Linked DNA regions of Homo sapiens: regions 1, 3 and 4 are each linked to region 2. The links are chromatin contacts, found by Hi-C or POLR2A ChIA-PET in ENCODE. All regions are on one chromosome and are shown on one strand. The core of a region is the stretch at or near the end of the contact, and the rest is flanking DNA. Distances in the headings are between cores, read along the strand shown. Region 1 holds the start of KTI12 (KTI12 chromatin associated homolog). Region 2 holds the start of STIL (STIL centriolar assembly protein). Region 3 holds the start of FAF1 (Fas associated factor 1). Region 4 holds the start of EPS15-AS1 (EPS15 antisense RNA 1).

The links. Hi-C counts contacts between places; a loop is a spot of excess contacts on that map. ChIA-PET counts read pairs that join two places held with the same protein, here RNA polymerase II (POLR2A). Pooled maps may share reads with other maps.
Region 1: a loop to region 2 is called in a pooled map, with 21 times the contacts of the local background. The contact joins the promoter of KTI12 here to the promoter of STIL in region 2. A Hi-C loop is called at or near these places in 4 of 50 pooled maps. POLR2A ChIA-PET finds 5 or more read pairs at or near these places in 2 of 52 experiments (Caco-2 and H1).
Region 3: a loop to region 2 is called in a pooled map, with 9 times the contacts of the local background. The contact joins the promoter of FAF1 here to the promoter of STIL in region 2. A Hi-C loop is called at or near these places in 1 of 168 maps with a recorded cell type or tissue (CD4-positive, alpha-beta T cell) and 6 of 50 pooled maps. POLR2A ChIA-PET finds 5 or more read pairs at or near these places in 1 of 52 experiments (MCF 10A).
Region 4: a pooled map shows a loop between it and region 2 (3-fold over the local background). The contact joins the promoter of EPS15-AS1 here to the promoter of STIL in region 2. A Hi-C loop is called at or near these places in 1 of 37 single-sample maps with no recorded cell type and 4 of 50 pooled maps. POLR2A ChIA-PET finds 5 or more read pairs at or near these places in 1 of 52 experiments (MCF 10A).

Annotation. Positions count from the first base shown.
Region 1 is chr1:52,032,463-52,035,231 of GRCh38, forward strand. It overlaps KTI12 (KTI12 chromatin associated homolog), which reads right to left and starts at 1,348. Exons shown (of 1, transcript NM_138417.3): 1 at 1-1,348. The coding sequence starts at 1,299. The coding sequence ends at 235. All of the region lies in intron 2 of TXNDC12 (thioredoxin domain containing 12), which reads right to left. RefSeq lists an enhancer at 1,055-1,354.
Region 2 is chr1:47,312,810-47,315,761 of GRCh38, forward strand. It overlaps STIL (STIL centriolar assembly protein), which reads right to left and starts at 1,338. Exons shown (of 17, transcript NM_001048166.1): 1 at 1,227-1,338. RefSeq lists an enhancer at 1,348-2,077 and a silencer at 1,395-1,444.
Region 3 is chr1:50,959,000-50,961,699 of GRCh38, forward strand. FAF1 (Fas associated factor 1) reads right to left here and starts at 1,268. Exons shown (of 19, transcript NM_007051.3): 1 at 768-1,268. The coding sequence starts at 812. It also overlaps a transcript of CDKN2C not described here. RefSeq lists an enhancer at 555-604 and silencers at 915-964, 1,075-1,234.
Region 4 is chr1:51,516,822-51,519,521 of GRCh38, forward strand. EPS15-AS1 (EPS15 antisense RNA 1) reads left to right here and starts at 1,451. Exons shown (of 5, transcript NR_183651.1): 1 at 1,451-1,625. EPS15 (epidermal growth factor receptor pathway substrate 15) reads right to left here and starts at 2,445. Exons shown (of 25, transcript NM_001981.3): 1 at 2,378-2,445. The coding sequence starts at 2,410. It also overlaps a transcript of OSBPL9 not described here. RefSeq lists an enhancer at 1,700-2,628 and silencers at 1,859-2,328, 2,479-2,668.

The DNA.
Region 1 (2,769 bases), core at 98-2,597, 4.7 Mb after region 2:
TCTGAGGGATTTGCCAGGTTGCACCACAATAGTTCTCCATTCTCTTTAGTCTGAACTTATGCTGTAAACCCAAGGCCTGGCACAGGGGTATGCAGGAAAGTTTGAGTGAATCAGTCACAACAGCTCTAGTACAGTACTGCATCGATATGCTCTGGAGACCTGCAGCCTATTTTTCCCAGAGAAATAAAGTGGAGTGGAGATCAGAAGCCATGGCTTCCCCCCTACCTCCTCTGGTCAGTGCAGGCTCTGGCTCAAATACTGAAGAAACATGTTGGCCAGTTGCGGCAAGTTCTCATTGTTGGGATGCATTTTAGTGTACGAAATAAACTGGCGACGAAGGCGACTCAGTTCTGCCATGGTCAAGGGCCGGGTAAACCGCAAGTGCTCTGTGGTACCAGGAAGCGTGAGCAAGTCCCCGGGGACAGCGCTCTTCTGCGCTTCCATCAATCCGGCCAGTACTTGACTCGTGACCTGGTCCAACTGGTGCAGAAAGCTGCCGGAGGCGAGGGGCTGGGACTGCGTAGACTGATGGGGTGGTGGGGCCCGGTTCTCAAACAGGGCAGAGCGGATCCCCGCCAGGGGCAACGGCTCCTCTAGGCCCACCAAAGTGAATAAAGGCCGGTCCCAGCGATTCCGAGAATCGGGAGCCTCAAAGCGCAGCGTTAGGGCCTCCAGGAGTTCGGGAGAGTAAAAGGCACCGGACCCATGCTTTGCAGATTTCTCTGAATCCGGAGTCACAAGAGCTGGAGACTCCGCAGCCCCGGATTCTTCTCGCTCCAGTTCCTTGGGTACGTCGGCCTGGGCACTTCCATTTACTACAGAGTCCGCAGTATGCAGTTCCCTGAGGACGCTGCTGCCCGCCGCCTGGGCTCTCCCGTCCTCCTCAGCGCGTGGCCGCCAACTCACACTGACGTTCCGGCCAGGGTTCTCGTTCGCGCCCGCCACCTGAGGTCCCGCGATCGGGCCGCCGGGCCGTACGCAGTAGACCAGGCAGAGCGGGGTGCGCGCCGCCCGTGCCAGGCAGTAGAGCTCGTAACGGAAACCTTTGATGTAGTTAAGCGAGTCCAGGATGACCACGTCGTGGCGACTCAGGCGCCGTTCCACGGAGGCTCGCAGAGCTCCACGCAATGCCTTCTCACGGGCAGAATCGCCGTACACCGCTGGGTCCTCTGCGCCCAGGACAGCTGCGTCGTCCACCACGTACACCGCGCGGCCCTCGGCAGCCAGCGCCACGCGCAACTCTTCAGCACGCCGGCTCTTGCCGCTGTACGGCAGCCCGCAAAACACCACGAGCGGCATCCTCTCAGGGAGCGACCATTGGCAACCGCGCTGCGCCAACTTCCGGGTTGTACGCGTCTCCGACGTAAGCCGGAAGTGCAAACTGCTCTTCCTGTCTCCCTTGACTTTTACAGACCCTCTTGTTTCTATGGAAACAGGAGTTCTACGCCAGCTAGGCCCAGGTTCAGCTTTCTCAGAAAGGAGATACAGAGACTATAATGGCATCAGTTATTTATGCCAAATGTTATAGGCCTCAGGAGAATGTGATCTTCCTGCAGCGAAAGACTGCCCGTCCATTTTATTAATAAGGCCTAAGGGGCATTAAATATTGTAAGCAATCAGCACTATATTTAGCATATAGAAGGCAATTAATAAATGCTGGTTCTCCTTCATTCCTCCTCTTAAACCTACTGGCTCTCAGTAAATGTTTATTCAATTACCATTTCAATCATTCAACATCTCCAAGGTTGGGAATTCAGAGATGAACATAAAACGCTTTCCCCACAAAAGATAAAAGGTCTGAATGGGAAGGATCAGGCGCCTACAATCAGAGTAATAAATACTATAATGGATAGATGCAGGTGAGGTTATAAAAGAACAGAAGGGAAAAACAAACTACCCAGAGAAATCACTGAAGACTTTATGTAGAAATAGTCATTTGACTTAGAACTTGAAAGACAAATAGGAATTTTTCTCCTTAGTAGGGTTGCCAGATAAAATACAGGATGCCCAGTTACATTTGAATTTCAGATAAACACCAAAAACATTTTTAAGCTTAAGTGTGTCCCAAATATTGCATAGACATATTTAAAATTATTTGGTGCTTATCTAAACTTCAAATTTAACTGGGCATCTTTAATTTATTATTATTATTTATTTTTTCTTTTTTAGAGATGAGGTTGTATGTTGCTAAGGCTGGTCTCAAACTCCTGGGCTCAAGTAATTGTGCCACCTCTGCCTCCCAAAGTACTGGGAATACAGGTGTGTGAGCCAAGGTGCCTGGCCTGCATCCTTTATTTTATTTTATTATTATTATTTTTTGAGATGGAGCCTCGCTCTGTCACCCAGCCTGGACCACAGTGGTATGATCTCAGCTCCCTGCAACCTCCACCTCCTGAGTTCAAGCGATTCTCCTGTCTCAGCCTCCCAAGTAGCTGGGACTATGGGTGTGCGCCACCATATCTGGCTAATTTTTGTATTTTTAGTAGAGACGGGGTTTCACTATGTTGGCCAGGCTGGTCTCAAACTCCTGACCCCAGGTGATCCACTGGCCTTGGCTTCCCAAAGTGCTGGGGTTAAAGGCATGAGCCACTGTGCCTGGCCATCCGTTATTTTTATTTGCTCAATCTGGCAACTCTATTATTGTAGGTTTGAGACCCAGAGCCATGAAACTGTTGGATCTCTTGTATAAACAGCAAGCACTATAGGATGGTAGGTGCAGAAATGTGAGTGTGCCTGTGCATGTGTGTATATTGTAGATGCACATATACT
Region 2 (2,952 bases), core at 88-2,587:
ATCTACACCTAGCAAAACATATTCTCAGGTAAAGTCATTATCGTGTACAATAGAAACGTTCAAATCATCCTCACCCCTTCTTCCATATAAATTATCTTTCCATACCCACCACCTTAGTTGCTAACTTCATCAACTCACCAGACTTATGGAAAAGTCCCCATAATGCTGCTAGAAGAGTGTTTCCATATAAATCTGATCAAATTATTCTCCTGCTTTAAAAGTCAATGGCTCATGTCAGGGGCGGTGGCTCACGCTTGTAATCCCAGCATTTTGGGAGGCCGAGGCGGGTGGATCACCTGAAGTCAGGATTTCCAGACCAGCCCGACCAACATGGTGAAACCCCGTCTCTACTAAAAATACAAAAATCAGCCGAGCGTGGTGGCGTTTGCCTGTAATCCCAGCTACTAGGGAGGCTGAGGCAGGAGAATCGCTTGAACCCGGGGGACGGAGGTTGCAGTGAGCCGAGATCACTCCACTTCACTCCAGCCTGGGCCAAAGAGTGAAACTGCGTCTCAAAAATAAACATAAAAATAAATTTTTTTTAAAAAGCCGATGGCTCTTCTTTACATACAGAATAAAGGATCTTCACAATCCAGCCCCACTCTATTATTCCAACCTTAACCCCCCCATCCACTCATCCTACATTCCAGTCAAACTGAACTACTTGCAGTGCCCCGGTTTCAATATCTGCACAGGATGCCTCCCTTAACTTGGAATGCCCTAGTAAACCCCCGCCATCCCTCACAATCCAACTCGAATGTCACTTCCTCTGTGAAACCTTCTCCCAGACACCGTGGCGATGGTACTATACTGTCTGTACTCACACGCATAGCATTCTCGCACTTTGCTGTTTACACTTTACTTCCAGTAGTCCATGAACTTCAAACATTAACTGATCCCTTACTACGTAGCAGAGTGTGAGCCAGAAATTGTGAGGAATGCAAGAGCGAGCATTCAAGGTTTCAGTCCTCAAGAAATTCCCACCGTAAAAACAACTTTAAATGGCACGTTATCGACTGCAAACCTCTTTCACATACCTTAGCTCAGATGATACCCAAGGATTTCATGGACTGCTTAATTTCTCCCACTAGCTCCCCTTCTCGTCATCTGCTCCAGGCTCCTGGAGGGCGGAACCCACTACAGGGCTTTGAATGTTACCCACCAACCTTCCCAGGGCCCCGCTGCCGCCTCTCAAGGGGAAACCAGGAGCACAAAGCTCCACTTACCGCAACTTCCGCGGAGCTGAGGTCTGTTTGCAGGGTAGGAGCGGGAGCCGGCTCCAAGGAGCGCCACCGCCGACTCCGGCCCCGCCTCTGGGACGTTGGGGTCGCGGGAACTGAGGCGGCAAACACAAGCTCGCGAAACTGAAGGCCGCGCCACGCCTGCTGACTGGTCAGAAACCTCGCCAGTCAGGGAGCGGGGGTGGTGCTAGAGAGCCGCGCACGGTCGCCGTTACGTATTGGTGTGCCGACCAATCAGCGCCCCGCACTGGTTCCGCGCTCGACCAATCCCAAGTCTTCTTGGAGAACTGCGGGCGCCACCGGCGCTCCAGGATCAAGGATCCGAGGATTTAAACCTTTCATTTCGTCAACGGTTAAGTTCCGGGGCGGGGTAGGCTTTCCGCAAGCGCAATGGAAAGCCCAGCTAGGTAGACGGAGGAGCGAGTGGCAGATGAAGCCGGAAGTGCTCTATAAGATGATCATTGGTCGGCGACTGGAAGCGGACACCCGAAGAACAGTTTCCAAACTCTTTACCTGAAAGCACAAAAGACAAGAAAGTTAGAGTTATTCCAGTTTCTTACTTTTTAATTTTTATTCTAAAATGTACATTTTTAATTTTTCCTTTTTGTGATCACTTATCCTCAACTTCTAGATTTCTTCCAGTTTCTTTCCTAGGAAGCCATCTGTTTTAGTGACATAATTTTTTTTTTTTTTGAGGTGGAATCTCACTCCGTCGCCCAAGCTGGAGTGCGATGACGCGATATCGGCTCACCGCAACCTCGCCTCCCGAGTTCAAGCGATTCTCCTGTCTCAGCTTCCCAATTAGCTGGTATTACAGGCGTCCACCACCCACCACCACGCCCGGCTAATTTTTTTTTTTTTTGAAACGGAGTCTCGCTCTGTCGCCCAGGCTGGAGTGCAGTGGCGCGATCTCGGCTCACTGCAAGCTCCGCCTCCTGGGTTCATGCCAGTCTCCTGCCTCAGCCTCCCGAGTAGCTGGAACTACAGGCGCCCACCACGCCCGGCTAATTTTTTGTATTTTTAGTAGAGACGGGGTTTCACCGTGTTAGCCAGGATGGTCTCGATCTCCTGACCTCGTGATCCGTCCACCTCGGCCTCCCAAAGTGCTGGGATTACAGGCGTGAGCCACTGCGCCCGGCCTAATTTTTGTATTTTTTAGTAGAGACGGGGTTTCACCACGTTGGCTAGGCTGGTCTCGAACTCTTGACCTCAGGTGATCTACCCGCCTCGGCCTCCCAAAGTGCTGGGATTACAGGCGTGAGCCACCACTCTGGGCCAAAATTTGTATTTATTAATTGATTGATTGATTGATTGATTGAGACAGGGTCTTGCTCTGTCGCCCAGGCTGGAGTGCTGTGACGCTATCTCGGCTCACTGCAACTCACTGCACACTGCCTTCCAGGTTCAAGCAATTCTCCTGCCTCAGCCTCCGGAGTAGCTGGGGTTACAGACAAGCACCACCACGGCCGGCTAGTTTTTGTATTTTTAGTAGAGACCAGGTTTCACCATGTTGGGCACTGGGCTGATCTGGAACTCCTGACCTCAAGTGATCTGCCCACCTCGGCCTCCGAAACTGCTGGGATTACAGAAGTGAGCCACCGCCCCCAGCAAAGTAACATAAAAATTTTAAATTCCTGTTGAGTAGAAGAAAAGAATGTGACTTAAATTTATAAACCATATATGCCTATCTCTACAACTAGCATTGATATTA
Region 3 (2,700 bases), core at 18-2,517, 3.6 Mb after region 2:
TCCTAAGATACTTACATGTCAGTGGCACTACGACTGGGTTTATTAAGAGAACAGCCTTTACTTATCCTTTAAAGTATTCCTGGAGAAAGGACACCAACCAAGCAATTCAAGTCTGTAGGGGAGGGGAATCCGCAAATATGAATAGGTAATTTATTAAGCTTGTGAATTCATTGCAGAGATACTCTGGAATATATAGTCTTATCTGTCTCCTTGTTATCTTCTTACCCTCCAAAGATTCCAATTAGGCAAAGTCTCAAATGTTTACTCCTCTTTGAAAAGGACCTCAGTACCCCATTGTCATTGCCCTCGCCATCTCATCATTCTGCTTTTTTACTCTTCCCTTAATACAATATAAATACACCACGCCCATAACACCACACGCTCCACGCTCACACTCCATACATCTCTCCCCACAGAACCACCCAAAACATCCCATACTTAATGGTCCAACACCAATTAAAACAAAAACTCTACACGTCCCCCCATATAATACAGGAAACACTACACATTCCACACACATTGTAACCCAAGTCATTAATACCTCCAATCCCATTCAACCCGTACTTAACACATTCTACACACTCATGATAGCATATAAATTATACGCTTCTCCATAGCTCGCCACACACACACACACACGCCACGCACCGTATAAAAGCCTAAATGACACACCACTGCAGCGTTCAAACGCTGGGAAGAAGACTCCCTTGTGGCACCGGAAACCCACGAGGTTGGAAGTGGGAGGGGAAGAGGGCCAGATACTTCACCTGAAAATCCGCCAGGATCATCTCCCGGTCCATGTTGGACGCCATGGCGGCCGCCGAGTTCCGCGGCTCCGGGAGCGAAGCGCGCACCTGGGAGGCAGACGGCACCTCCTGCGACCGTCGCCGCCACCGCCGCCGCCGCCGCCGGGCGCCGAGGGGCTGGCGGGCGAGCCGGCGGGCGGGTCGGCGGGCCAGCGGGCGGGGCAGCGCGGGAAGCGCTAGGCGCTCATGCACTCGGTAACCTTCAGGCGCCCCGGCCGCCCGCCTGCAACCTGCGGAGCCCGCGTCGCAGCAGCCCGGACAGGAAGATTGGTCTGGATGTGGGTCCGGTCTTACAGTCGCGGGCCAGGATGAGGGCAGGTTGCGACAGCGCGCACCCGGATACCTTCAGCGGCGTTAAGCCCGGCGGGGGCGGGGAAACCGAGCGAGCGAGCGGGCGGGCGAACGCCGCGGCCGCCTCCGCCTCCTCCGCTTCCTCCCTGGCCGCCGCCTCCGCCCCTGGTTGGCCAGCGCCACGGCTGTCGCACATTTTGCCTGTCATCGAGGTCGCAAAGCGCCGCTTTGCGGCTCCACGTGACCACCCTCCTGTCAAGCGCTGAGCGCGCGACTACCCGGCCAGGATCTCTGCGCTGGCGGCAGAGACTGCAACCTGCAGCTGCGGAAGCTTCAAGTCTCGCAACAGGTTATTCCAGTTTGGATTTAAGCAAAGGCCTCAGGATAGCGCCTCCCCCTAGCTGAGGCGGGGACCAGATTGTGCACCTCACGTGGTTAGTCACACAAATACACACCACCCTCACAAACCAACTAAACACACTGTTACAACTCGTCTAACAAACAGCATTTCAGAAATATATGTTTTTCTCTACAATGTTTCAGCAAAATACAGCTTCATATAGTCTCTCACGCTCAACCTGTCAAAACCGAATCCACACTGTCACACCCAGTCCCAAGCTCCCTGACGTCTGCATCCTCAGACTCCGTAACACAGAAGTAACCAGACTGCCATGGTAGACATGGGAGAGACGAGGAAGCTGAGAAAGGTAAAAATCTCGTTCCAGAGAAGAGGAGGAGCATTTTTTTTAATTGATAAGGTAGTTATGAGAAATAACAACCTCGAGTTAATAGGGTTGCTCCAAAGGGGGAAAAAAGGGAAAACCTTTCTACTGCTGCAGTTATATTTGTTTTTTTAAGCTGAGACATCTTACAAATGGGATAAAACTTGAATCCAGCTTTGAATATAGTCAGTCTATTTTTATTTATTTATTTATTTATTTATTTATTTATTATTTTGAGACGGAGTCTCGCACTGTGGCCCGGGCTGGAGTGCAGTGGCGCGATCTCGGCTCGCTGCGACCTCCGCTTTCTGGGTTCAAGCGATTCTCCTGCCTCAGCCTCCATAGTAGCTGGGATTACAGGCTCCCGCCACCAAGCCCGGCTAAGTTTTTTTTGTATTTTTAGTAGAGACGGGGTTTCACTATGTTGGGCAAGCTGATCTCGAACTCCTGTCCTCGTGATCCGCCCTCCTCGGCCTCCCAAAGTGTTGGGATTACAGGCGTGAGCCACTGCACCCGGCCTATTCATTTTCATAAGAAATTATTTTGGAATATTCACCAAATATTGAAAGTTTCAACCCATGGTCAGAAATTGACAACCTCTGTAACTAAAACAGCCAAAGACTATGTACAATGAAGTGTGACAGTTTGTAATTGTCGTCCAGGTTAGAGAAAGTGTGACAGTGGAAGTTGTTCATCCTTGACTTGGGAAAATATCAGCTTCTGGATTGTCATGGGGCATTTACTTGCTTTGGAAAGTATGTAAAAGCTTGAAAATGTGAAGTAAGATTGCTGATTTTATCCTGTAGAGCTAAAATAACTAGTGAAATCATCATGTAGCATGAAGGCCTAGGCTTCCCTTAAGAACTTTTTAAACTTGTATC
Region 4 (2,700 bases), core at 201-2,700, 4.2 Mb after region 2:
GAGCTTTCAGTCATTCCTACAACAGTTATTAATTACTTTCTTCCAGATAGGTACCATGGGAGAAAGATGGATTAAAAGATGTCCCTGCCCTGAATGAGCTCTCACTTGAGTATGCCTATGTCTAAATGTGTGTGCTGGGAGAGTGGGCAGGGTGGGGGGAACAGAGGATGACAAACGGGTCAGTAATGAATGTGAAACCAGGCTGCATTGTTATCTTAGTGTATTGGGCTCAGGCAGTTATAAAAAAATTAAATTAAATTTAAAAACCACAAATCTGCAAAGTTTTGAAGTAACAAGGAGGCACATTAGGGTATACTAGCAACTGGAAATGTTATTTTTTCGTGTGCCTTCGTAATCCCTCTTATTGCCTCTTCATGTTTTAAAATCAGAATATTCTGAATTTACTTATTTGAATTATCAATAAAAATTAACCACCAATGTATATTATCTCATATGTGAGGCACTGAAGGATAATAGCTACTACTGATTCCGTACTTACTGTGTACACATTAATACCTAAATATATAACCCAAGAACATATGTAAATTTTTTAAATGGCTATAAAACTGACAGAGCTTGAAGCAATTCTCCAGAGATGAATGATGTAAATAGAAGCTAAAAACATGGTATTACCCAGGGAGAGAATAAAGTATGCACACAACTGAGAAGCAATTTTACGGAAGTCTTTAAGAGCACAAAATCTTCAAGGGAAAACTCCTGCCAGAATTGGCCAACAGAGCCAGAAAACAACAGCCTGCCAACAGGGATCTTGTTTAATGCAAGTCACTAACTAGACTCACAGAAAGTGAATACCTAAAAGTCAGTGCTGTAGTTGTTCAAATTTGAGTTTTGGGAGGACCCTTCCAAACATACATAACCAAGACTAAACCACCACATTCCATGTTAAAGGGTTCTCTGCTTGTCAGAACAGGACAACCACCACCACCATCAAAAAAACTGGGAAATAGACTTTCCTTATGACACTTAGAATTCCTGCAAACACGGGTTAGTTATTTTACATGAAGCATGTACGTGACTCCTGGTTTCTGAGAAAACATTTTTTTCTCTCTATCCTACAGTGCTAGGCAAAGCACCCCAAAGCCTCTTGATTTTAAACACAGAAAACTCCACTGCCGAAATGTTTGCCCTATCCCAGCGCTAAAGCCTTAGAAGCACCGACGAATCTAGGCCAAGGAGTACAAGATGGCAGTGAGATACCACAATGCAGGCAAGGAAGACGGGATGGGCCCCAATCGGGAAGCACGCGCCACCAGCTCTGGAGAGAACCGTCTGAGGAGACGCGGGGGAGAGTTTGGGTCACAGGAGCAGGAAGGAACTGGCAGGTGTCTGTCACCTTATCATCCCGGACACCATGTTTACATTGTAATTGGCTTCTTTACAGAGAGGGAGGGACCAGGTTCCCAGTGTGAGTGATGTTTAGAGGTTTTCTGAGAAGCACAAGGACTGGACTTTGACAGGAAGCAACGAGGCAAGAGGGAAGCTCGAGAACAGGTTTTGCTGAGGATTCCCCCCAAGAAAAGTGCTCCCCGGGAGGCCGTTCCTGGCACCAAGACTGGCGGAGCCACCACACCCGTTAAAGGGATCCACCTGGACAGCGATCAGGCGTGAGCCCCCCGAGGGGAAGTTGAAGTGGAAGCAGACGTGGGTGGCAAAAGGCTGCATTGGGGGTCTGACCCAGAAGGAAACCTGATCAGGAGGGGGGAGAGGCTGAACGGAGGAAGGGGCCGGCAGAGTGGGTAGTTGAGTAGGATGAGACTTCTTTGGAGGCGAGGCTAACTACATTAAACTCTGGGAAGGGAGGGCTTCCGTCGGACCCTGGGAGAAAGGCAGGTCTGGAGAGGAAAGACTGGCTTGGGGGGCCTGCGCGTCCGGCTCTGGAAGGCAACTCCTACTGGGGGCGGCGCGCAGCCGGCCTGGCGGGCGAGCCTCGTGCGGCCCGGGGGTGCGGCCGGCCCGCGCGAGCTCAACAGGAGCTCACCTGGGATGCGTGCGGCCCTGTGGGAGGAAACTTCCTGGGTAGGTGAAAGCTGCCCCGCGGGAGCCGGCCCGGCACCGGCAGAGCGCGGCCGGGTCACAGTCCACTCGGCAGCGGCGCGGAGGGCGGCGAGGGCCGCGCGGGGCGGGGCAGGAGGCGCCCGACGACCCTGGGCGAGGTCGCGGCGGCCGCAGGGGGGCTCCGGCTCCGGAGGGCGCCCTCCCGCAGTCGCACCCGCTTTCCCTCACACACACCGGCCGCCCGGCCCACAAGCCAAGAAGCTGCCTGCTTGGCCCACAAGCCAAGAAGTCGGCGAAGCTGAGGGCGGTGGGGGAGGGGGCACCGGCCGGCCAAGCCCGGCGGACGGGCGTGTGGCGTTACCTGTGTCAGAGAGAGCTGGGCCGCCGCAGCCATGGTGTTTCCATCATGCAAGGGAGGGGAAGGAAGACGGGCTGACTGGGGCTCGGGGCGGGGAGGAGGCGGAGGGAGCGGCCGCAGGCGAGGCCGGGGCGGGCGGGCGGGCGTCTCCCCTAACTTCCACAACTTCCCTCCCCACGCCCGCCCCGCCCCGCCTGGCCCCGCCCGCCTGCCCGCCCGCCGGAGCCGGCCGCGGCGCCGCCCAAACCCTGGCGCCGGAGTCTCGGCCACCGGACCAGAGCCTGCCCCCGGGGCCGCCTTGGAAAACCCGGCGCGGACATAAAATT